Regions from separate parts of the Homo sapiens genome. Here regions 2, 3, 4 and 5 are each linked to region 1. Evidence: read pairs that join two places in POLR2A ChIA-PET (ENCODE). Cell type or tissue: CD4-positive, alpha-beta T cell. All regions are shown on one strand.

The links. ChIA-PET counts read pairs that join two places held together with the same protein. Peaks named below come from ENCODE experiments on the same cell type or tissue, not always from the same donor. Only the 100,000 strongest peaks of a DNase experiment are listed, where the experiment ranks them.
Region 2: POLR2A ChIA-PET joins it to region 1 with 10 read pairs; 2 of 35 experiments call an interaction of 5 or more read pairs at or near these places.
Region 3: POLR2A ChIA-PET joins it to region 1 with 16 read pairs; 4 of 35 experiments call an interaction of 5 or more read pairs at or near these places.
Region 4: POLR2A ChIA-PET joins it to region 1 with 14 read pairs; 3 of 35 experiments call an interaction of 5 or more read pairs at or near these places.
Region 5: POLR2A ChIA-PET joins it to region 1 with 15 read pairs; 6 of 35 experiments call an interaction of 5 or more read pairs at or near these places.

Annotation. Positions count from the first base shown.
Region 1 is chr19:21,138,940-21,143,939 of GRCh38, reverse strand. ZNF431 (zinc finger protein 431) reads right to left here and starts at 1,900. Exons shown (of 5, transcript NM_133473.4): 1 at 1,754-1,900; 2 at 297-389. The coding sequence starts at 1,756. RefSeq lists enhancers at 1-613, 1,395-1,874. In CD4-positive, alpha-beta T cell, no CTCF peak of the experiment used is centred here; a DNase peak (open chromatin) is centred at 1,979; H3K4me3 peaks cover 1,316 bases; H3K27ac peaks cover 425 bases.
Region 2 is chr19:20,641,077-20,646,076 of GRCh38, reverse strand. It overlaps ZNF626 (zinc finger protein 626), which reads left to right. Exons shown (of 4, transcript NM_001076675.3): 3 at 298-393. Among named protein-coding and RNA genes, the nearest start is that of ZNF626, 18 kb to the left of the region's middle. In CD4-positive, alpha-beta T cell, no CTCF peak of the experiment used is centred here; no DNase peak of the experiment used is centred here.
Region 3 is chr19:21,566,584-21,571,583 of GRCh38, reverse strand. It overlaps LOC124904670 (a long non-coding RNA gene), which reads left to right and starts at 2,328. Exons shown (of 2, transcript XR_007067182.1): 1 at 2,328-5,000. It overlaps LOC101929007 (a long non-coding RNA gene), which reads left to right. Exons shown (of 4, transcript XR_007067176.1): 4 at 45-1,682. In CD4-positive, alpha-beta T cell, no CTCF peak of the experiment used is centred here; a DNase peak (open chromatin) is centred at 2,283; H3K4me3 peaks cover 1,615 bases; H3K27ac peaks cover 1,353 bases.
Region 4 is chr19:20,659,652-20,664,651 of GRCh38, reverse strand. ZNF626 (zinc finger protein 626) reads left to right here and starts at 3,081. Exons shown (of 4, transcript NM_001076675.3): 1 at 3,081-3,208. The coding sequence starts at 3,206. RefSeq lists a silencer at 2,887-2,956. In CD4-positive, alpha-beta T cell, no CTCF peak of the experiment used is centred here; a DNase peak (open chromatin) is centred at 3,001; H3K4me3 peaks cover 1,595 bases; H3K27ac peaks cover 471 bases.
Region 5 is chr19:20,563,461-20,568,460 of GRCh38, reverse strand. ZNF737 (zinc finger protein 737) reads left to right here and starts at 2,680. Exons shown (of 4, transcript NM_001159293.2): 1 at 2,680-2,823. The coding sequence starts at 2,821. All of the region lies in intron 2 of LOC105372316 (a long non-coding RNA gene), which reads right to left. RefSeq lists enhancers at 2,828-2,877, 3,088-3,247. In CD4-positive, alpha-beta T cell, a CTCF peak has its summit at 2,939; DNase peaks (open chromatin) are centred at 2,610, 2,950 and 3,370; H3K4me3 peaks cover 1,711 bases; H3K27ac peaks cover 761 bases.

The DNA of each region.
Region 1 (5,000 bases):
ACTTTGCAAGTTCTTACACCATCTCACTAGAGTCAGGTTTTTTTGTTTTTGTTTTTGTTTTTTTCTGGTCTTTTGGGATACTATTTTATCTGTCACAAATTTTTCACTTTTTAACACTATTTTTCTTCCACTATATTTATTTCATTATCTTTCTGCCCCCTAAGACAATCCAGGGGGCATACATTATTTCTGTGTTTTCCCATCAGTGCCAGCATCGGACTGGCTGACCAGCAATGTGTCCCCAAGAAATGAAAGCTGGGTTGGGCGTAGACAATTTTAATGTCTCAAGAGGTTACCTTTTCAAAATAAGAGTAAACTAGAAGATTCCTCTCAGCCCCAGGGCATCCACTTGCTTCCTTGAGAGGATACACTCCATATTTCAAGTCGTCCTATGGAAGAAAATAAACCAGAAGCTGATATTCACTAGGCACTTTAGCTGACATAACCACGGTGGATATCTTAGTTCATCCCCAGACAGCACTGAAACCCACGACCAGAAAAAAACTAAAAGGTGGCTGAGGACACATCACCCCATAAAGTTTCCAAAGGAAAACCTTGACCGAAAAACATTCTGACAAGATCTCTGTGCCTAGAGAAGATACAAGGAGAAAAGGCACAGAGAGTTTTAACAATACAGTATCAGGGGATTATTCTTTGCTTTCTTCTCATGGGAAATATTTACAGATATTTTTTTTAAAAAATCTTTTAAAAAACTTTTTGAAAAGCGTCATTTAATGCTTTGTCAAAAAATAATTAAAATACGGTATAGAAAAGTACACTAAAAGACAAATAGGCGATAACGTGAATTAGGGAGGAAAAGCTGGCATTTGGAAACACCAGAAGGAACTGGAAATTTAGTATCTTACTGCAAGCCAGAGGGAGGCTGGAGAAATGAGGAATGGGGGTTAGACTTAAGACCCTGCTTGGGACACAGGTGAAAAATGCAGCGGAAAATCAGCTCCCCATGGACTGTGAAAATAATTAAAAGGCAGGCAATTAGACGGAGGTGTCTTTAGTCCCTGGGTTCCTACTTTAAAAAAATCTAACTGACGTACATTTTTCAGTAAATTACTACATTGAGAGAAACAAAACTCAGCCCTAACCAACTATAAACTGCCAATTAACCTCTGATTACATAATCAGGAAATTTTCACCTTTATTGTACAAATTAAGAAACTATGTAACTCTACCTAACCAATTACTGAATTTGGTTTTCTTCATCATGCTTTTTATAAAAGTCTTTTCTTCAAGTCCCGCCCATGAAGCACAAATTACAAACCACAGCTGGGTGCTCCACAATTTTTGAATCACTCTTTGATTAAATTATTTAATGTTTTTATAGTGACTCCCATATATTTTTAACAGAAGACAAGAGGAACTGGGAACTCCACGGAACAAAGCTCTTCCCATTCATGAACCCGCACCCCGAGTCAGAACTGTCCCCTGAAGACCCTCCCGTGGTCCCTGCACAATCTGGGAAAGACGCGGTGCTGCGGGTGCAGAGCTGCCCAGAGAGGGCTCCAGGCCAGGGCACAGTCACTGTGCAGTGAAGAGACAGGACGCCTGGGGTCCCGACTGTCAGCACAGCCGCCATCTTATGGCTGGAGGGGACTGAGGCCGAGCTGGGCAAGGAGAACTCGGGGCGCAGACTGTGGAGCTGACTGCGGGGAGGCCTGAGTCCCGCCACAGCCACTTCCCACCGGTTACAACCAGCCCTTCCCCTCTCTCGGGATGTCCGACCCGGCACTCTCACCATTTCTAGGCTTTCAGGGGGTCCCGGTGTCTTAGCTGTGGGTCTCCCAATACCTGCAGGTCACAGGGCCACAGATGTTGGGCCTCTAGGAGCAGAGGACACAGAGCAGCGAAGGGGAGACCTGGAGCTCAGGCTGCGGCGAGAGACAAAGGCCCCGCCACATCCCGGAAGCCGTCCTGTCCGCTCCAGCTGCGTGCCTGATTGGACGGTTCCCAGCCTAGCGTCGCTGATTGGATAACGTTTAAAACCCCACCTTCTCAGGCCCTGAGTGACAGAAGATGCGAACAGATGCTGGGCTGAGTGAAGAAAGAGTGACAGCTTAGGCTGCCGTCTTTTCAGGCAGGGCTTCCTCCCAGAGCTTAGCCAGGCCCACCCCAGAGGGAATTTGTATTTAACCTTGTGTGTAAAGTCACATGCATTTATAAATAACATACTGTATGCCTATTCACAAATGAAAAGAATATAATAACAATTATTTTAAAATTTCGGATTTTATGACCTTCCCGGCTTCTGGTCTTTCAGCAGGCCGTCTGAAATTTTAGAACGGAGGTAATTTTCTGAAATAAAATGTGAGCCATATGTAAATTTTAAATTTTCTAGTAACCAAACTTAAAAAAAAAAAGTAACAGGTTGAATTGATTGTAACAATTTAATTAACCCAATATATCAAAAAATTTTCATTTTAATGTGTGAGAAATATGTGATTATTAATAAAGTATATAAATATTTGAAACTAAATCTTTGAAACTAACTCTGTATTTTACCTTTCTAGCACATCGCAGTTCAGACCAGGAACATTCCAGGCACTCAGGAGCCACACATGACCAAAGCTTCCACATTGAAGTGCAGCTCTGATGTCGGGAGGTGAAGGGCCCCAGCAAACCTTTTCTGCCAGAGGTGAAGGAAAAGCCTCTCCCTACCAACATCTCCCTTCAGTTCTGAGGGTGGAACAGATAGTGGCCATAGAAAGAGCAGAGGGCAGCAAGAACAAAATAACCACAAGGAGACCACTGATAGCCACCTGTTGCCCATTTTCTTCCAGAGATCAGACAGTGAAGAAAGAATGTTGGGGCCACAGGATAATAAAACTCTGTGTCTTCAGATCTGTCCACACTCTTGACCTCAAATGTTTAGATATGGAGAAAACAGATTAAAGGCAAAACTTATTTTGCTATTGGCCTTGGCCCTAATGGTCAGGCCGTAGTTATCTGTTTTCTCCTGTGGTGTGTGGGACTGTGTGGGTATAAGCACCAATCACATGCATACATGTCTACGTGTATTTCTGCATTACTCAACATTCTCTTACAAGTCACCCAACTTTAAATCAGGGGAAAAAATCAGTACCTATAGGGTGCCCACTGTTAGAAGGTAACTAGTAATCAACCTGTCATAGAATCCTGGTGTCCTATCTGCACGGGGTGCATGTATTAGTTAGCTATTGTAGCATAACAAATCGTCCAAAACTTATTAGTTCATAATTGAGATGGTCAGCCATTTAGGCTAGACTGAGTGGGGCCGTTCTTCTAGTCTCAGCTGAGCTCTTTGAGACACGTATCATCAGCTGCTTGTTGACTAGCCAGCTGTGCTTCTGGGGGTGAGCTTCTAGTTCTGGGGCTGTCAACAGGGCACCTTGCTTCTCCTTCCCATGGTATCTTATTTTCCAGCTGGCTAACATGGCTTTATTCAGGGAGATGGCAGCATTCTGAAAGAAAAACAGAAGCATTCAAGACCATTTGAGCCTGGGCCCCAAACTAGCCCACTGTCATGTTCACAAGTTTCTACCACTCTGAGCCAATAAGGCCAGCCAGATCTAGGGTTTGGAAAACAGATTCTGGATCTTGATGGAAACAGTTGTAAAAGCACCTGGCAATGGGCATGGATACAGAAGAGATTAAAAATTGCCACCATTTTGCAATTAGTACCAATCTACCTCTTTTCCATATGTGGTTCATAGAACTCTTTCACATCAAGAAAATTGTCCAAAGACCCACAGATACTAAGTGGCTGGGCTGAGACTCAGGATTAACTCTGTCTGACTCCAAAGCCCATGTACCTCCATAGATCACACTACAAAGTAGCTGCCCTGCCCTAGACCCTTGAAATCCTGGAGAGTGACACTTGTACAGAAGAAACCAGATTCCTTCAGATTTGTGCTCAGTACTGTTTATCATTGGGAATAATCATCTCAAGAAATTGCAGAAGCACTAGCTGGCTCACACCTGTATTGTTAGCACTTTGGTAGCCTGAGATGGGAGAATTACGTGAGCTCAGGAGTTCCAGTGCAGCCTGGGCAACATAATAAGATGCTGTTTCCATGAAAAATAAAATAAAATAAAATTTAGCCAGCCATGGTGGTGCATGCCTGTAGTCCCAGCTACTTAGATGGCAGAGGCAGGAGGATTGCTTGAGCCTGGAAGGTGAAGGCTGAAGTGAGCCATGATTGGTTACACCACTGCAATCAAGACTGGTTGATAGAGTGAGACCCTGTCTCAAAAAAAGAAAAGAAATTGAAGAAGCATTTTGAAAAGACATAGAATAATTTAAGGAAATAGCTGAGGGATGAGTTTAGGAAATCGAGGCCCAACAACACATTATTTATTTTTCATCATATAAAAAAATTTGAAAACTTTTAAGAGAAAGAAACTTTTTTTTTTTTTTTGAGACCAAGTCTTGCTCTTTTGCCCATCCTGGAGTGCAGTGGCCTAATCTCTGCTCACTGCAGCCTCTGCCTCCTGGGTTCAGCAATTCTCCTGCTTCAGGCTCCCGAGTAGCTGGGATTACAGGTGCGCGCCACTATGCCCAGCTAATTTTTTTTGTATTTTTCGTAGAGATGGAGTTTCACCATGTTGGCCAGGCTGGCCTTGAACTCCTGATCTCGTGATCTACCCGCCTTGGCCTCCCAAAGTGCTGGGATTACAGGTGTGAGCCACCGTGCCCAGCCTAAAAGAAAAAAACTTTAGAGAAATTATATTTAACAGAGTTTATTTGAGCATAGAATAATTTGCAAATTGGGCAGCCTGTGAATCCAGAACAGGGTCAGAGGGACTCCAGCACAGCCACATGATGAAAACAGATTTATGGCAGAAAAAGCAAAGGGACATACAGAAAATAAACATGAGGTGTAGAAACAGCCAGATTGACCACAGCTTGGGATTTGCCTTATTTGAACATGGCTTGAACACTTGATGTTATTTTATTGGTAAAAACACGGTGGTTGGTACAATAATAAGTTACAGTCTATTTATGT
Region 2 (5,000 bases), 500 kb after region 1:
TGTATTTTTCACTCTAAATTAGTGGTAATTCCAGAAATTTAGTGGCATAAAATATTGTTGCTCCACCTGAAAATCTAATTGCCACCACCAATTTTTGATTCAGTAGCACCAGGTAGTAAAATTAAGAAACCTACAAATTGAAAGTATTTTCTAATTATTTAAAAATTTCTGTTACAACTTAGTATTTTTGTATTAATTTACTAGAATATTTTATCACATCCTCTGTGCTGAGCACATTACTAGCTTGTAATTGGAGAACATAAGCAAGATTTATGTTATTTATTTTTAATAAAACAGGTATTACTGTTTCTAAGCCAGACCTGATCACCTGTCTGGAGCAAGGAAGAAAACCTTTGACCATGAAGAGAAATGAGATGATAGCCAAACCCTCAGGTAGGTGTGAGTGAAAATGAATACAACAGATGACACAGATAAGGGGTCCCAAGGTCAAAGAGAAAGCCAGTCCTTAAAGTGTGATTTGGGGAGCTGTGTTCCAAAGGAAATAGTTCTTGGGCAGCTATTTTTTGTTTGTTTGTTTGTTTGGTTTTTTCTTTTTTAATTTTGCTTACAAAGGGGCATCTTCTGTCTTATGCTTTTAAATTCTCTAAGGATTTTCCTTTTCTTTCAGTGAGCTTCCTTCAAGTTCACAGTGAGAGCCAAAGTCCTCTTCATGACATATAAGAGACTGCACAGTGTGGCTGCTTTTCCATAATTTTTGGGACGCACAAATGTCTGCATGATTTTGAGAAACTAAAATTACTCTCAAAGTTCTCTTTGCATCAGATCTGAAATGTCTGAGAGTAATAGTTTCTGTTGAATTTTTTTTTGTTCATTTTTCTGCACAGTCCATTCTGTTTTTATTACTATCTAGGCTTGAAATATATAGTTTGAAATTATGACATCCTTCCTCTTTGTTATTTTCCTCATGATTGCTTTGGCTATTCAAAGTTTATTTTAGTTTCATGTAAATTTTTGAATTGTATTTTCCATTATTGTGAAAATAGTACCACTGCAATTTTAATAGGAAGTTTATTGAATCTATAGATTACTTTGGATAATATGGCACTTCAATAATATTCATGTTTTCAATTCATAGACAAAATATTTTAAAATTTATTTGTATCTTTTCTAACTTTTCCTTTTTTTATTGTAAAGATTTACCTCCTTGGTTAATATTTTCCTCAGAAATTTATTATTTAAGGTATAGTCAATAAAATTTTCTTCCTCTATTTTGTCAGATAGTTTAAGTGTATGAAACCATAGATATACTTGTATGTTAATTTTATATTTTGCTAATTTACTGAGTGTATTTATTAGTTTAGAGAGGTTTTAATGTACTGTTTATGGTTTTTTAAATATAAGATTACTTATTTTTTAATTTCAATGGATTTATTTATTTCTTTGACTAATTCTTCTGCCCATACTTCCAGTGCTACATTAAAATAGAAGCATTGAAAATGGGCACAATATAGTTTTGTATTGGTGTTTGAATTTGATGGAGCAGACACCTCTTCAAGTTTTCATAAACTGATTTTAGATTGTAAAGATTTTCTTTTATTGGGCCCTTAGGGTGATGAGATGCCCTCTGAATTTGTAGTGAAGAGGGGTTGTAGCTTGGTCACAAGGCTGCTGGGTCTCCATTAGGTTTCATCTTCAGTTGGCTTGTTACAGGGGCTTGGGTAGTTGTAATTTCCATTTTATTTTTGGACAGACTGCATATCCTTCGGGACTTTGCTCTGTAGGGCAGACACTAGGGCATGTTTTTGCAGTCAGGTCTGCAGATGCTGGGCCTTAAATCAGGATGTGGATGAGTGTGGCTTTCAGTGAGTACCAGAGAGCATTTCCTCAGGTAACTGTGTGGGTTTCTATATAGGCAGGACTGACCATGAACTGTGGCTCGTGTAACGGAAACTGAGTCAGTGAACTGTTTCAGGGACCATGGTAAAGGCCAAGGTATGCAGGCCTGCCTACATGGCTGTAAATAGATGCCTTCCTCCAGGTCTCTGGAATAGCAGGACCTCTGCCAGACTCTGGCTTGGGAGGAGTTTGTGGTGGCTACAGAGTAAGTTCAGAATTCTCAGTGGGACCAAGTTGGGTGAACCCTATCCTGGTCTGTAGCCAAGAACAGGGGTCCTGTAATTTCCCACCTGAATGAGGGCCTGCCTTCTGAATAGAACACGTCTCGAACTTCAGCTTTAATAGGGTTTCACAACTGCATCCCTGGATCTCACATCTCTCTTAGAGGCACTTATTTTGGAGATGACGTCTTGCTACATAACCAAGGCTGGTCTCAAAATCCTGGCCTGAAGCATTTCTCTCCAACAGTAATGTACCATGTAGCTGTCATTACAGATGTGAACCATAATGCCTGGTTGTCTCATAAAGTCATTTTTGGTCAGGGATGGCTGACTTTTTTTGCTATAAGGGGATATGAAAATAGAGCACTTTTATTATTTTCATCTTACTGATGTCACTCTCCTTATACCTTTTTTCTTTCTATATTCTATTTCAAATTTGTAATTTTAGATTCAGTTATTTAGGATAATATGCTAGAATTTGCATGGTATGCTGAAAGTAAATTAGATAATTAGTAAGCACTCCATATTTATGAAAATAGTTACTAAATATAAACATAGTTACTAGTTATAAGTAGTTATAAAATTATGGAATTTTCATCTACTTTCTTCACCCTGTATATAAATAATGAGTTTATTTCCTAATATTTGTTTTACATATCAGAGGGTCTAACCCTATTCTCCAAAATATATATATATTTTTTTCTGTGTTTAACAATGTAAGGCTATTCTTTGCTTCTAAAGTTAGAATACAGCAGTTTCGTTTTGTGTAAGAATAGCATATATTTAAAACATAAAAAGAAACTCCAGTTTCTTTTAAATGCTAATTTATTAAGTTTCTCATTAGAATCTATTTATAATTATACTGCATATTCTCAAAATTTTACTGCTACACAGTGCATGCCAATGATTCAAAATACCTGTATATGATGAGTACATAATACTAGTTAAAGATTGCAGTTACTTCAACAAATTTTTTTTTTTTTTTTTTGAGAAGGAGTTACCCTCTCTCATCCAGACTGGAGTGCAGTGGTGCGATCTTGGCTCACTGCAACCTTCACCTTCCGGGTTCAAGCAGTTCTCATGCCTCATCCTCCCAAGTAGCTGGGATTACAGGCATGTGCCACTATGCCTGGTAATTTTTGTATTTTTAGTAGAGATGGGGTTTCATCATGTTGACAGACTGGTTGACCTGACCTCAGGTGATCCGCCCGCCTCAGCCTCCCAAAGTGCGAGACTACAGGCATGAGCCACCGCGCCTGGCCTGACAAATTTTCGTAATGATACTTCCATGTGTTACACCAGATTTTATGAGTAAACATTTGTCTTATTGTTTGAAGTTCTGTATTAGCATGTTTCTTCAGTGTAGTTTTTTTGTTTGTTGTTGCTGCTGTTGTTGTTGTTTTGAGAGGAAGTTTCGCCATGTTGCTCAGGCTAAAGTGCACTGGCGCGATCTCAGCTCACTGCAACCTCCGCCTTCCAAGTTCAAGCCATTCTTCTGCCTCAGCCTCCGGAATAGCTGGGACTACAGGCACGCCACCACCCCCGGCCAATTCTTGCATTATTATTCGAGATGGTGTTTCACCATATTGTTCAGGCTAATCTCAAACTTCTGACCTTGTGATCTGCCCACCTTGGCCTTCCAAAGTGCTGCAATTATAGTCATGAGCCACTGCGCCTGGTCTCAGTGTAGGTTTCTTAACATCAGTTTATTGTGCCTATTGGTTTTACTTATGTATTATAATTTTAGAGAATTTGCAATTCTGTTTGTACACTTTAAGTCCATTTGAGGCTTAAGAGATAAATTGCACGTGTCTATCACAATCAGATTACATATGTATGTGTGTGTTTATCTATAAATATGACCCCAGTTTTAGTTATGGCTTATCTTATATTCTTAGCTGATTTTTGATGGTAGTTTTATCTTGTCTAAGTGAGTAGTCATGAAGATAGTCTTATTTTCAACATGGGTTTAATGATGAATATATATTTCCTTTTGTGAGAGAAACAGTTTTGTGATTTGAAGGTAATTTTCAAAAAGATTAATAATTCTGGATTTTTTTCAGTTTTTTTTTTTAAACATTGTTTTAAAAACACGTAACATAACATTTACCATCTTAAATTTATTGAAGTGTATATTTCAGGGCCAGGCATGGTTGTGGCTCTCTTCTGTAATCCCAGGATTTTGGGAGGCCAAGACAGGAGGATTCCTGGAGCCCAGAAGTTTGAGACCAGCCTGGGGAACATATGGAGACCCCTTTCTATAAAAAAAAAAATTAATAAGAGTCAGGCATCGTGGTGTGCAGCTGTGGTCCCAGCTACATGGGAGATTGAGCTGGAGTCAAAATTGTGCCACTACACACCAGCTTGGGTGACAGAGTGAGACCCTGTCTCAAAATAAACAAGCTGTTCATTTCAGGCATGTTAAGTATATTCACATTGTTATGCAAAAGACTCCTAGAAATTTTACATCTTGCAAAACTAAAACTCAATACCCATGAAATAACAACTGCTAATTTTACCCTCTCTCCAGCCCTTGACAGACAAAATTTCCACTTTCTATTTTTATGATTTTGACTACTTAAGGTATCTCATATAAGTGGAATCGTACAGTATCCATAATTTTGTTACTGGATTATTCAAGTGACATAATATTCTCAATGTTTATCTTAAAATGTGACAAGATTGTTTTATTTAAGGTGGAATAATATTCCATTTTATGTATATGTTATATTTTTTGACGTATTTTTAAATCAAGAGACATCTGGGTTGCTTCAGCCTTTTGGCTTTTTTGAATACTGGTATAATAAAGATAGATTTTCAAATATGTCTTCCAGGTCCTGTGTTGCTTTTTTTTTTTTTTTTTGAGATGGAGTCTCACTCTGTCACCCACGCTAGAGTGCAGTGGTGTGGTCTCGTCTAACT
Region 3 (5,000 bases), 430 kb before region 1:
GGCCTGGGCTCAAATGGTGTTGAATGCTTCTGCTTTTCTTTCAGAATGCTGCTGTCTCCATCAATAAAGTCCATGTTAGCCACCTAGAGGATAAAATACCACGAGGAGGAGTAGCAAGGTGCCCCTGTTGACAGATCTTGAAGCACAAGCTCACTCCCAGAAGCACAGCTGCCTAGTCAACAAACAGCTGACAATACATGTCTGAAGGAGCTCAGCTGGGAACAGAAGAATGGCCCCACTGAGCCTAGCCTAAATGGCGGACCATCTCAATTATGAGCTAATAAGTTTTGGATGATTTGTTATGCTGCCATACCTAACTAATACATGCACCCAGTGCAGATTGGGTGTCAAGATTTAAAGACAGTTTGATTATTAGTCACCTTCTAACAATGGGCACCCTAAAGGTACTGACATTTTTCCCGATTTAAAGTTAAATGTCTTGTAAGGCAATGTTGACTGATGCAGGAATACTTGTAGACATGTATGCATGTGATTGGTGCTTATATGCACACAGTCCCCCACACCACAGGAAAAAACCGATGACCAGAGCCTGACCATTATGGCCAAGGCCAAATAGCCAAAGTTTGCCTTTAATCTATTTTCTTCATATCTAAAAATTGGAGGTCAATACTGTGGACAGGTCTGAAGACATAGAGTTTTGTTCTCCTGTGGCCCCATCATTCTTCAGTGGTCTACCTGTGGTTATTTTATTCTTGTTACCTTCTGCTCTTTCTATGACCACTATCTGTTCCACCCTTGAAACTGAAGACAGATGTTAGTAGAAAGAGGCTGTTCCCTCATGTCGGGCATGTGGGATACGATGAGGTTTCTCTTCAAATAGCCTGATCAATCTTTTATTCTTTAATTCATAGTACCCACACACACACCCCTTTTTTTCCTTTTTCTCCTTTTTCCTTTCTGCCTTTGTTAGATGCCCAGGCACGCCACAGTACCAGGCATTATCAGTACCAGCTCACATTTCTTCCCTTATTTGGAAAGAGGACTAACTTTCTAGCTCAATGCAGACACCCCTTCCCCTTCCTCTCTGCATTCTTTTGCATGCCCACCTTATCTAAAAAAATCAAATGTTTAGCCAACCAGGATTAGTTCAGATTGTACGACCCGACCCTGGCCAATGGGGAAAGGGTACAGGGGCAGGACTTGTGTCAGGAATAAAGGCTCTTGTGCCCCTTTGTTCAGGTGTGCTCTCATGGTGACTGGACAAGAACGCACCCCTCTGTGCAGAACTAAAATTGCTTTGCTAGGAATCCTTTGTTCGAGTGTTCAATTTCCTTATGATTTTGAGCGTTATTCCTAACAGGAAGAAAAGGGATATTCAGGCCTTTCACAGACCTGACAACAGAGCTGCACTTCAATGTGACAGGTATTGACCATGTGTGACTCCTGGGAGCCTGGAATGTGGCTGGTCTGAGCTGCAATTTGCAAGAAAGGTAAAATGCAGAGTTAGTTTCAAAGATTTAGTTCCATAAATATAAAAATATACAACATATAGATAAAAATATCTATATATAATATGGATAAAAATACATAGCATAATGCAATATATAGATACATAATTATGTTATATATAAATATATATCTCATTCATAATTATACATTGCTCACATATTAAAATAATATTTTGGATATATTGCTTTAATTAAATTGTTACAACAGACGGATGCAGTGTCTCACGCTTGTAATCTCAACACTTTGGGAGGCCGAGGTGGGCGTATCACGAGGTCAGGAGATCGAGCCATCCTGGCTAACACGGTGAAACGTGTCTCTACGAAAAATACAAAAAATTAGCCAGGCATGGTGGCAGGCGCCTGTAGTCCCAGCTACTTAGGGGACTGAAGCAGGAGAATGGCGTGAACTCGGGAGGCGGAGCTTTCAGTCAGCCGAGATCGCGTCACTGCACTCCAGCCTGGTCAACAGAGCGACTCCGTCTCAAAAAACAAAAACAAAGACAAAAAATCTCATGCTGCCTTCTCAAAGCCAGGAAGGTTATAAAACCTGAAATTTCAAAATCATTATTATTATATTCTTTTCATTTGTGAATAGCCATACAGTATAATATTTATAAATGCATATAACCTTATACACAAGATTACATGCAAACACCCTCTAGGGTGGGCCTGGCTCAGCTCAGGGACGAAGCCCTTTCTGAGCGGGCGGCAGCTTAGGCAGTCACTCTTTCTTCATTCAGCCTAGCGTTTGGTCACATCTTCTGTCAATCACGATGTGAGGAGGCGGGGATTTAAGCGTTATCCAATCAGCAACACTGGGCTGGAAACCCTCCAATCAGCCACGCAGCTGGAGCGGGCAAGACAGCTTCCGGAATATGGGGGCCTTTGTCTCCGGCTGCAGCTGGAGTTCTACGTCTAGTCTTCAGAGGCCCAGTCTCCGTGACTTTGTGACCTGCAGGTATTGGGAGATCCACAGCTAAGATGCCAGGACCCCCTGGAAGCCTAGAAATGGTGAGAGTGCCGGGTCCGACATCCTGAGAAAAGGGAAGGAGTTGATTGGAACTGGTGGCAAGTGGCTGTGGTGGGACTCGGGTCTCCCGTCAGTCAGCTCCACAGTCTGCGCCCCGAGTTCTCCTTGGCCAACTCAGCCTCAGTCCTCTTCAGCCATAGCATGGTGGCTGCGCTGACAGCAGGACCCTGGGCTGAAGGTGTGGGTTGCCCCTCCACACCTGTGGGTGTTTCTCGTTAGGTGGAAGGAGAGACTTGGAAAAGAGAAAGACACAGAGACAAAGTATAGAGAAAGAAATAAGGGGACCCAGGGAACCAGCGTTCAGCATATGGAGGATTCCACCAGCCTCTGAGTTCCCTTAGTAGTTATTGATCATTCATGGGTGTTTCTCCAAGAGGGGGATGTGTCAGGGTCACAAGACAATAGTGGGGAGAGGGTCAGCAGACAAACACATGAACAAAGGTCTTTGCATCATAGACAAGGTAAAGAATCAAGTGCTGTGCTTTTAGATGTGCATACACATAAACATCTCAATGCTTTACAAAGCAGTATTGCTGCCCACATGTCCCACCTCCAGCCCTAAGGTGGTTTTTTCCTATCTCAGTCGATGGAACGTACAATCAGGTTTTATACCGAGACATTCCATTGCCCAGGGACAGGGAGGAGACAGATGCCTTCCTCTTGTCTCAACTGCAAGAGGCATGCCTTCCTCTTATACTAATCCTCCTCAGCACAGACCCTTCATGGGTGTCGGGCTGGGGGGCGGTCAGGTCTTTCCCTTCCCACGAGGCCATATTTCAGACTATCACATGGGGAGAAACCTTGGACAATACCTGGCTTTCCTAGGCAGAGGTCCCTGCGGCCTTCCGCAGTTTTTGTGTCCCTGAGTACTTGAGATTAGGGAGTGGTGATGACTCTTAAGGAGCGTGCTGCCTTCAAGCATCTGTTTAACAAAGCACATCTTGCACAACCCTTAATCCATTTAACCCTGAGTTTGACACAGCACATGTTCCAGAGAGCACAGGGTTGGGGGTAAGATTATAGATTAACAGCATCTCAAGGCAGAAGAATTTGTCTTAGTACAAAACAAAATGGAGTCTCCTATGTCTGTCTACTTTCTACACAGACACAGTAACAATCTGATCTCTCTTGCTTTTCCCCACACTGGGCGTCCTGTCTGCACAGTGACCCAGTGATGGTCCCCTGGCCTGGAGGCCTCTCTGGGCAGCTCTGCAGCCGCAGCGCCTTGTCTCTGGCCAATTGTGCAGGGACCATGGGAGGGTAGTCAGGGGAGAATCCCGACTCGGGTGAGGGTTCATGAATGGGAAGAGTTTTGGTCGGTGGGGTTCCTAGTCCCTCTTTTCATCTATTAAAAATTTATGGAGTCACCGCAAAAAGATTAAAGAATTTAATCAAAGAGTGGCTCAAAAATTGTAGAGTACCCAGCTATGGGTTTTAGTTTGTGGTTCATGGGAGGAACTTGAAGGAAAGACTTTTATAAGGTCCATGATTAAAAAAAAAAAAACAAATTCAATAATCGGTTAGGTACAGTTACCTACTTTTTTTTGTTTTTTTTTTTGAGACAGTTTTGCTCTGTCACCCAGGCTGAAGTGCAGTGGCGCGATCTCAGCTCACTGCAACCTCTCGGTGTCAAGCGATTCTCCTGCCTCAACCTCCCGAGCAGCTGGGACTACAGGGAGTCACGTACTTTCTTAATTTCCACTTTGAGTGTGTAAATTTTCTGGTTATGTAATCAGAGCTTAATTGGCCATTTATAGTTAGTTGGTTAAGCTTAAATTTTGTTTTCCCCAATGCAATTTACAAAAATTTACAAAAAAAAAAAATATATGTTTGAGGATACACACTTCACAAGAGACTGATTTTTTTTTTCCCCTGAATTTTTTAAATGTGTCCCAAGTGCGGTCTCAAGTCTAGCCCTCATCCCCCATTCCTCCAGCCTAACTCAGGCTTGAAGTAAAATACTAAATTTCCAGTTCCTTCTGACAATCCCAAATGCCAGCCTCGTTTCCCTAGTTCACATTGTCATCTATTTGTCCTTTAGTGTATATTTTCAATACTGTATTTTTTTTTACAAACCACTGGATGGCACATTTTAAAAGATTCATTTTCTGTTTGTAAATATTTCCCATGAGAAGAAAGCAAAGAATAACCCCTGACACTGTGTTGTGTAAAATCTCTGTGCCTCTTTTCCTTTTACCTTCCCTAGGCAGAGATCTTACCAGAATGCTTTGGGGTAAAGGTTTTTTTTTGGCGGGGGGAAGCTTTATTGGGTGATGTGTCCTCAACCACCCTTTAGTTTTTTCTTGGTCATCGGTTTCAGTACTGTCTGTGAATAAACCATTATATCAGCCATGGCTATGTCTGCTAGAGTGTCTAGGGAATCTCAGGTCCTGGGTCATTTTCTTTCATAGGACAGCCTGAGGTATGGAGTGTAGCCTCTCAAGGAAGCAGATGGATGCACTGGGGCTGAGAGAAATCTCCTGGTGTGCTCTTCCTTTAAA
Region 4 (5,000 bases), 480 kb after region 1:
CCCTCTCACGTGGACCCCCTTAGAGTTGTGAGCCCTTAAAAGGGACAGGAATTGCTCACTCGGGGAGCTCGGCTCTTGAGACAGGAGTCTTGCCAGATGCTCCCGGTCGAATAAACCACTTCCTTCTTTAACTCAGTGTCTGAGGAGTTTTGTCTGTGGCTCGTCCTGCTACAGTTGCAGTCTCTGTGGACCAGCAGACTTAGCCTTTCCTCCTGCTAGTTCTGAAAAATGTGGGCAGCCCACATGAGTGGGTTTCCCCCCAGCAAAACACTCCCCTCCACCAAGGAACAAAGTGCTTCATTAAATGGGTTCTCCTCTCCATGCCACCCAACTGGGTGAGACCCTTCAACAGGGGTTGTCAGACACCCTATACAGGAGCGATCCTACTGGCATCAGGTTGGTGCCTCTTGAGGTCAGAGATCCCAGAGGAAGGAGCGGACACTCTTCTTTGCTATTCTCCAACCTCCTTGATTGACATCTCCAGGAACAGGAGTGAACCAGATGAATAGAGCCTGAAGTGAACCCCCAGCAAACTGCAGCAGCCCTACAGAAGAGGGACCTGACCACTGAAAGAAAAACAAACAAACAGAAAACAACAACATCAACAACAAAAAAGTACCGACAAAAACCCCATCCAAGGCCGGGCATGGTGGCTCACACCAGTAATCTCAGTACTTTGGGAGGCTGAGACAGGCAGATCACTTGAGGTCAGGAGTTCAAAACTAGCCTGGCCAACATGGCAAAACCCCATCTCTACTAAAAAATACAAAAATTAGCCAGGCGTTGTGTTGCATGCCTGTAATCCCAGCTACTCGGGAATCTGAGACACGAGAATCACTTGAACCTGGGATGCGAAGGTTGCATTGAGCCGAGATTGTGCCACTGCCCTCCAGCCTGGGTGACAGAGTGAGACTCTGTCTCAAAACAAAACAAAACAAAACAGAAACAACCATTCAGTTGTCAACAGCCTCAAAGATCAAAACTAGACAAGTTCATGAAGATGAGAAAGAATCAACAAAAGAACTCTGAAAGGCCAGAGTGCGGCTTTTCCTCCAAGTTATCAAAATGTCTCTTCAGCAAGGGTGCAGAACTGGACAGAGGATGAGATGGATGAATTGACAAAAGTAGGCTTCAGAAGATGGGTAATAAACTCTGCTGAGCTAAAGGAACATGTTCTAAACCAATTGAAAGAAGCTAAGAACCTTGATAAAAGGTTAGAGGAACTGCTAACTAGAATAACTGGTTTAGACAGGAACATAAATGATCTGATGGAGCTAAAACACACAGCATGAGAACCTCCTGAAGCATACAAAAGTATTTGTAGCTGCATTGACCAAGCAGAAGAAAGAACATCAGAGTTTGAAGACCACCTTGCCAAAATAAGGCATGCAGACAAGATTAAACAAAAATGAATAAAAAGGAACAAATGAAGCCTTTGAGAAATATGTTCTGTGCAGGAAACACATGAGGGGAGAAGAAAAGACACGCACACAATACCTTTAAGGGTAAACAAGCTTTATCCCAGGTAAATGGCAATGCATATATAATAAGCAAATTGATATAATAAGAGCATTGCAATGGGAAGGGGAGAAGAGAAAAAATATATATCTTTACACTCACCAGACTATGGAGGATTCATCAGCAGACCAGGAAGCAACAGCCTGGGCTCCAGAGTCGGCCACCCATCCCTGTACAGACAAGGAGAGGTCTTTGGAGCTTTGGTGCAGTCTGGGATCCTAGCTCTTTTTGTAACAAGTTGTTTGGCATGAGGCCCAGTTGCAACTGGGCTCTTTGCAACTGGGCTCAAGGAACACAAAAAAGTCAACTTGTTTTTTTTGCGATTGGCTATTGTTTTTCAATAACTAACGTATAGGAATAGATTAAAATAGAGATTTCTCCAAAACAATCTGTGCCCAGTTCTCTTTGCCCAGCTTGGCCTCAGTCCCATTCAGCCAGAAGATGGCAGCTGCGCTGACAGCCAGGCCCCCAGAAGTCCTGCCTCTTCACTGCGCTGTGACTGTGCCCTGGCCTGGAGCCCACTTTGGGCAGCTCTGCACCTGCAGCATGGCGTCTCTCCCAGATTGTGCAGGGACCAGGGGAAGGTCGGCAGGTGAATGCCTCAAGGGGCTCACATAACCTGTTCCAGGACTTGGTGACCATTGTTTGTGTCCATGTTCAACTGAGTTCAAATTTAATATTTAACTTTTCCTCCACAAATTCCCCTGTCTTGATGAATCATCTCTGTCTAGGCAAGATGAAGCCCTTAGGCCGTTACACAACCTCCGCCTCCTGGGTTCAAGCGATTCCCCTGCTTCAGCCGCCGTAGCACCTGGGACTACAGGTGTGTACCACCACACCTGGCTAATTTTTTGTGTTTTTACTAGAGATGAGATTCAACATGTTGGCCAGGCTGGTCTTGAACTCCTGACCTGAAGTGATCCACCCACTTTGGCCTCCCAAAGTGCTTGGATTACAAGCGTGCACCAGCGGACTGGCCCTAAATGATTTCTTTGTCTCTTGTAACAGTTTGAAATTACTTAAAGGTTGTTTCAAATTGAAAAAATAAAAAGAATGTAGATAAAAATAAAATATAAAAAGTTAAAAAATTACATTAGATTACAAAATATGTATGTAAATCTCGAGAGGTCAAAAATGACAAATTTGATTTTTTATAAGGTTTTATCAAAATTACCTTTAGTATTGATAATACATTATTGCCAAAGTAAAAGTTGATTTTCTCTTGAACAAAAATTTTATGTATTATTAATATGAGAGCAAAATACTTCTGTTCACCTTTTGAATACATTCAAAAAGAGAGAGAGTAAAGAAAAGATAGAATTCTCCCATGCTCTGGGGTGGGCCTGGCTCAGCTCAGGAAGGAAGCCCTGCCTGAAAAGGCTGCAGCTTAGGCTGTCACTCTTTCTTCACTCAGCTCAGCGTCTGATCACATCTACTGTCACTCAGGGCCTCAGGGGGCGGGGCCTTAAGCATTATCCAATCAGGGATGGTGGGCTGGAAACCATCCAATCAGGAACGCAGCTGGAGCGAAGAGGACGGTTTCCGGGTTTGGTGCGGCCTTTGTCTCTCGCTGCAGTCAGAGCTCCAGGTCTGGTTCTTCTCCTAAAGGCCCAGGCTGTGTGGCCCCGTGTCCTGCAGGTATTGGGAGATCCACAGCTAAGACACCGGGACCTCCTGGAAGCCAAAAATGGTGAGAGTGAGGGTCCGACATCCCGAGAGAGGAGAGGGACTGGTTGGAACCGGTGAAAAGTGGCTGTGGCGGGACTCAGGCCTCCCCGCAGTCAGCTCCACAGTCTGCTCCCCCAGTTCTCCTTGCTCAGCTCGGCCTCAGTCCTGTTCAGCCATAAAATGGCAGCTGCGCTGACAGCCGGCACCCGGGCGTCTTGTCTCTTCACTGCGCGGTGACTACCCTGGCCTGGAGCCCTCTCTGGGCAGCTCTGCACCCGCAGCGTGGCGTCTCTCCCAGATTGTGCAGGGACCAGGGGAGGGTGGGCAGGGGAGAATCCTGACTCGGGGTGCGGGTTCATGAATGGGAAGAGCTTTGTTCCTTTGGGTTTACAGTTTCTCTTTTCTCCTATTAAAAATGTATGGGGCCGGACGCTGTGGCTCACGCCTGTAATCCCAACGTTTTGGGAGGCCGAGGCGGGCGGATCACTTGAGGTAAAGAGGTGTTAGGACAACTAAGTTCCTTTTAAATGACTCAACTTTCTGGTCATAAGTTGTAAAAGTTGTAAATCAACCCTACCTCTTCTTCTACCCCCTTTTCCTTTTCTCGCAAATCGCGCATTTACTTTATTTGGAAAAAGTTTGGGTCTAAGCTTACCAGGATCAGCTTAGATTGTGCGGTCTGATCCCAGCCAATAGGGGATGGAAACAAAAACAGGAACTGCATTAGGGTTCAAAACCCCTTTCTTGCTGGGCGCGGTGGCTCAAGCCTGTAATCCCAGCACTTCGGAGGCCGAGGCAGGTGGATCACGTGGTCAGGAGTTCTAGACCAGCCTGGCCAACGTGGTGAAACCCGTCTCTACTAAAAATACGAAAACTATCGGCGTGTTGGCACGTGCCTGTAGTACCAGCCACTTGGGAGGCTGAGGCACGAGAATTGCTTGAACCCGGGAGGCGGAAGTTGCAGTGAGCTGAGATCCAATCATCGCGCTCCAGCCTGCGTGACAAAGCGAGACTCCGGCTCAAAAAAAAGAAAAAAAAAGTAAGCATCTTAAAAATTCCTTTATGTAAACATTGTGAGTAATTTCACTGGAGTTTCTAACACTTAGTTTCAAAAACCAAGTGAATAACTGATGTGGACATTAAAGCTTGAACCTAGTGACTCCAAGCTAAGGCTAATATTAAGCCTGCAACAGGGTATTTTTTTTTTTTTTTTTTTTTTTTTAGACACAGTGTCGCTTGTGGTGCCCAGGCTGGAATGTAATGGCGTGATCTCGGCTTACTGGGTTCAAGCGATTCTCCTACCTCAGCCCCACCAGTAGCTGGGATTACAGGCATGCACCATCACGCCCGGCTAATTTTGGTGTTTAGTAGAGACGGGTTTTCTCCATGTTTGTCAGGCTGGTCTTGAACTCTCTGCCTCAGACCCGCTTCGGCCTCCCAAAGTGCTGGCATTATCGGTGTGAGCCACCGCACCCGGCCAACAGGAGGTTATTAAAGGCCCTGTTATTTTTTTCTGGGGAGTCTCCCTTGCGGATATCTCAAGACTGCTCACCCCAGCCACGGAAGGAGCCTTCATTCTGAAAGAAGCTACAAAGCCTTGGAAAGCTGGGGCCCCACAGGCAGATGCAGTCAAGATTAAGATGAAAGGAAACTGGGAGGGTCTTACTGGTAATGAAGTTGTTATGGTTTTGAGGCACTTTTTACGCTTTCTAAAATAAGAATATTAGATTTATGTAAAAAAAAAATGAATTCCTAAGAAGTATTGCAACAGGAAGAAGTACCAGCTAACTAAAAAATCTTCATGGGTTGCAAAA
Region 5 (5,000 bases), 580 kb after region 1:
CCATTATATGATGCTACTTTCTTGGGTGTGCCCTATCTGGTGGGTTTTGGGGGAACTCATGTCTCAAGTCATAATAGGAATTTCAGGTCTCATAAAAACATCATGGTTGAAGCATAGGTGTTCTATTTCCAGCAAAGCTCAATAGCAAGCTAACAGTTGCTTCTTGAAAGAGGTATAAGCTTTTCCTCCCTCTGGTGGTTTCTGGGTCCAAATCCCGAAAAGTACCCTCTTCCCATCTTGTTTCTGCCCAAGGCTCCAATTAGCATATTGATCTAGGACAGTTACTTGCAGTTCTACTGGCCCATCCCGTATGGGCCATAGATCCAGGGCCAGTTGCACTGCTTGTTTAGCTTGTTCAAAGGCCATGCTCTCTTTCTCTCCCCAGTGAAAGTCATAGCGTTTTCTAGTGGCTGCATGCAGAGGTTGTAAAATGTTACCCAAGTGGGGAATATGATGTCTCCAGAAACCAAACAAGCCAGTACATTAGTGGTAGGGGTTGCAAAATCTAGTATTTTAGCCTTAGCCTTTGGTAAAATGGACTATTTATTTGCATTCCATAAAATGCCAAGGAATTTTATACTTTGTGCAGGTCCTTGAATTTTACTAGGGTTAATTTCCCATTTTTGAAATAGGAACTGGGTTTTTACCTGCTCGAAGCCCCGGCTGACTAGTTCTTCAGTTTTATCCTGACTGGGCCACCTGGACAGCTGCTTTTTTCAGCGATAGGCTGATAGCTTTGAGCTTTATCAGTCAAGACATTGACTGGCATTGGGCCAGTCTGGAAGTCAGATTAGCATTTTCCTTTTCCGCTTACATTTATCTTGTAGCAACCAGCCCCTATCACGATACATTAACTTATAAGCAGTAAGCAAACACCATCCACTCCGGGAGATCCCTCAGCATCTCCTTTGCTGACTGGAATCCCCCGCAGCACTTCCCGCACAGTCAAAGGTTTAAACTGCACTAATTTAGATTCCCAATTCCCACAAAAACCAGTTCCCCTTGACCATTTAATCACCAAGAGGGAGAACTGGGGGAGTTCCCATCCCAGGATATGGGAAGTCCCTGAGCCCTCCAGCCCTGTCCTTCTAGTCAAAAAGGGGTACACTTTTGTTTTCAAATCCTATTTGTGATGCCAAAAATGTTCTGTGAGGCAAATGTGAGAGGGGAGAAACAAAGACACACACACAATACCATTAAGGGTAAACAACTTTTATCCCACGTAAATGGCAATGCAGACATAATAAAGTAATAATATAATAAGCAAATGATATAATAAGCAAATAAATATAATAAGCAGATTGATGTAATAAGCCAATCTTAATAAGACGAGGAAATGGGAAAAGATATATATATATATATATATATATATATATATATATTTTCCCTCACCAGACTATGGGGGATTCACCACCAGAGAGGGAGGCAACAGCCACAGCTCTAGAGTCAGCCACCCGTCCATCGTACACAGACAAGGAGAGGTCTTATGAAGCTTCAGGGCGGTCTGGGACCTTAGCTCTTTTGTAACGAGTTGTTTGGCATAAGGCCCAGTGATGAGAGCCCTTCACGACTTGCCTCAAGGAACACAAAAAGGTCAACCTTTTTTTGTGATTGTCTATTGTTTTTCAACAACTAATATATAGGAATAGATTGAAATAGAGATTTCTTCAATACAGCGCTGGATGAACACCTCAGGGGCTCACACAACCTGTTCTGGGACTTGGTGACAATTGTTTGTGTCCACATTCAATTGAGTTCAGATTTAATATGTGACTTTTCCTCCACAAATTCCCCTGTCTTGATGAATCGGCTCTGTCTAGGCAAAGGGTAAAATAAACCCCTTGGGCTGTTACACAACCTCCGCCTCCTGGCTTCAAGTGATTCTCCTGCCTCAGCCTCCGGTGTAGCTGGGACTACAGATGTGCACCCCCACACCCAGGTAACTTTTTATATTATTAGTTATTATTATTATTTATTAGTTATTATTAGAGATGGGGTTTCACCATGTTGGCTAGGCTTGTCTTGAACTCCTGACCTCAAGTGATCTGCTCACCTTGGCCTCCCAAAGTGTTGGAATTACCAGCGTGAACTATCCGTGCCTGCCTCTAAATGATTTCTATCTCCTATAGCTGTTGGAAATTAAAGATTGTTTCAAATTGAAAAAATAAAAAGAATGTGGACAAAAATAAAATATAAATAGTTTTTTAAAATTACGAGATATTACAAAATATATATGTAAATCTGGAGTGCTCAAAAATGACAAATTTGATTTATTTATAAGGTTTTATTAAAATTAGCTTTAATAGATTTTACCATTACCAAAGTAAAAGTTGATTTTCTGTTGAACAAAAATTTTATGTATTATTAATGACAGCAAAATACTTCTGTTCACCTTTTTAATACATTCAACAAGAAAGAGAGTAAACAAGAGATAAAATATTCCCATGCTCTGGGGTGGGCCTGGCTCAGCTCAGGGAGGAAGCACTGTTTGAAAAGCCAGCTGCTTAGGCTGGCACTCTTTGTTCACTTAACCCAGCATCTGATCATATCTTCTGTCACTCAGGGCCTGAGGGGGCGGGGATTTAAGCATTATCCAATCAGGGACGCTGGGCTGGAAGCCGTCCAATCAGGCACGCAGCCAGAGTGAAGCGGAAGGCTTCCGGGTTTTGCGGGGCCTTTGTCTCTGCAGCCGGAGCTCCAGGTCTTGTCTTCACTGCTGTGTGTCCTCTGCTCCTAGAGGCCCAGCCTCTGTGGCCCTGTGTCCTGCAGGTATTGGGAGATCCACAGCTAAGACGCCCGGGAGCCCCTGGAAGCCTAGAAATGGTGAGAGTGCCGGTCCGACATCCCGAGAGAGGGGGATAGGCTGGTTGGAACCGGTGGGAAGTGGCTGTGGCGGGACTCAGGCCTCTGCGCAGTCAGCTCCACAATCTGCACCCTGAGTTCTCCTTGCCCAGCTCGGCCTCAGTCCCGTTCAGCCATAATTTGGCGGCTACGCTGACAGCCGGGCCCCCTGGCGTCCTGTGTCTTCCCTGCGTAGTGACTGCTCTGGCCTGGAGCGCTCCGTGGGCAGCTCTGCAACCGCAGCCTCCCGTCTCTCCCAGAATGTGCAGGGACCACCAGAGGGTCGTCAGGGGAGAATCCTGACTCGGGGTGCAGGTTCATGAATGGGAAGAGCTTTGGTCCGTGGAGTTCACAGTTTCTGTTTTCTGCTATTCAAAATTTATGGGGCCGGGCGCAGTCGTTCACGCCTGTAATCCCAGCACTTTGGGAGGCCGAGGCAGGCGGATAACTTGAGGTCAGGACTTCAAGATAAGCCTGGCCCAAATGGGGAAACCCCATGTCTACTAAAAATGCAAAAATTAGCTGGGTGTGATGACAGATGTCTGTAATCACAGCTTCTCGGGAGGCAGAAGTGAGAGAATCGCTTGAACTCCGGAGGTGGATGTTGCAGTGAGCTGAGATCTTGCCACTGCACTCCAGCCTGCGCGACAGTGAGACTCCGTCTCAAAAAAAAAAAAAAAATTCCTGGTTATGTAATTACAGTTTAATTGGCAGTTTATAGTTGCTTAAGCCTGAATTTTGTTTCCCCTAATGTAGTAATTTCCCAAAAAATGCACATGAGCTTAGATTTTTTTTTTTTTGAGGTAGAAATCCAGGGACTAGAGCTTCTTCAGTCTAATTGCCTGCCACTTAATTATTTTCACACGCCACAGCGGACTGATTTTCCCTGGCATTTTCCACATGTGTCTCAAGCAAGGCCTCAAGTGTACCCCATGTTCCTCAATTTATTATTTTTATTTTTTTTTTTTTGAGACGGAGTCTCGCTCTGTCGCCAGAGCTGGAGTGCAGTGTCAGATCTCGGCTCACTGCAACCTCCGCCTCTCAGGTTCAAGCATTCTTCTGCTTCAGCCTCTGGAGTAGTTGGGGCTATGGGCACGCGACACCACGCCCAGCTAATTTTTGTATTTTTAGTAGAGATGGAGTTTCAGTATGTTAGCCAGGAATGCTAGTTACCAAGGAAAAAAATAGGGAAAATCTCTCTTCCATTTTGGCTGTAGACAATGAATATATTTCCACAGGAAAATGTGGTAGATAATTGATGAGTTACATAGATTCGTCAACACATTAGTTCCTCTTTTTGCAGGGGAAATTTGTGACAGTGAATATCTCAGTTCTATATCCTGTTGAGTTCTGAGTTAAATGCTAAATTATATGTGATGAAACATGGTACCTTCTAGAAGTGTTCCCATATGACTAATTTTTTACTACATTATTTTATTTATTTACTTTTTTTTTGAAACAGAGTCTCGCTCTGTCAACAGGTTGGAGTGCAGTGGCGTGATCTCGGCTTACTGCAGCCTCCACCTCCTGGGTTCAAGCAATTCTCCTGCCTCAGCCTCCTGAGTAGCTGGGATTACAGGCACGTGCCACCACACCCAGCTAATTCTTTTGTATTTTAAGTAGAGAGGGGGTTTCAACATGTTGGCCAAAATGGTCGTGATCTTCTGACATCGTGATCTACCTGCCTCGGCCCTCCAAAGTGCTGGGATTACAAGCATGATTTGCCGCACCAGGCCTACTTATTTTTAAGATAAATAATAAAATAATACATATATTTTCTGAAAGAAGTAGATATATTTACTTTTCTTATGGAGGTATCACATGCAAGCACCTTAGCCAGGTGCAGTGGCTCACGCCTGTCATCTCAGCACTTTGGGAGGCCGAGGTGAGTGGATCACTTGAGGTCAGGAGTTTGAGACCAGCCTGCCCAACATGATGAAACCCCATCTCTACTAAAAATACAAAAATTAGCCGGGTGTGGTGGCATACGCCTGTATTCCCAACAACATGGGAGGCTGAGGCACAAGAAGGTCTTGAACCGGGGAGGCAGAGGTTGCAGTGAGCCAAGATCATGCCATTGAACTCCAGCCTGGGCCACAGGGTGACTCCGTCTCAAAAAAAAAAAAAAAAAAAGTAAGCACTTCCTTCTTATGTAAACA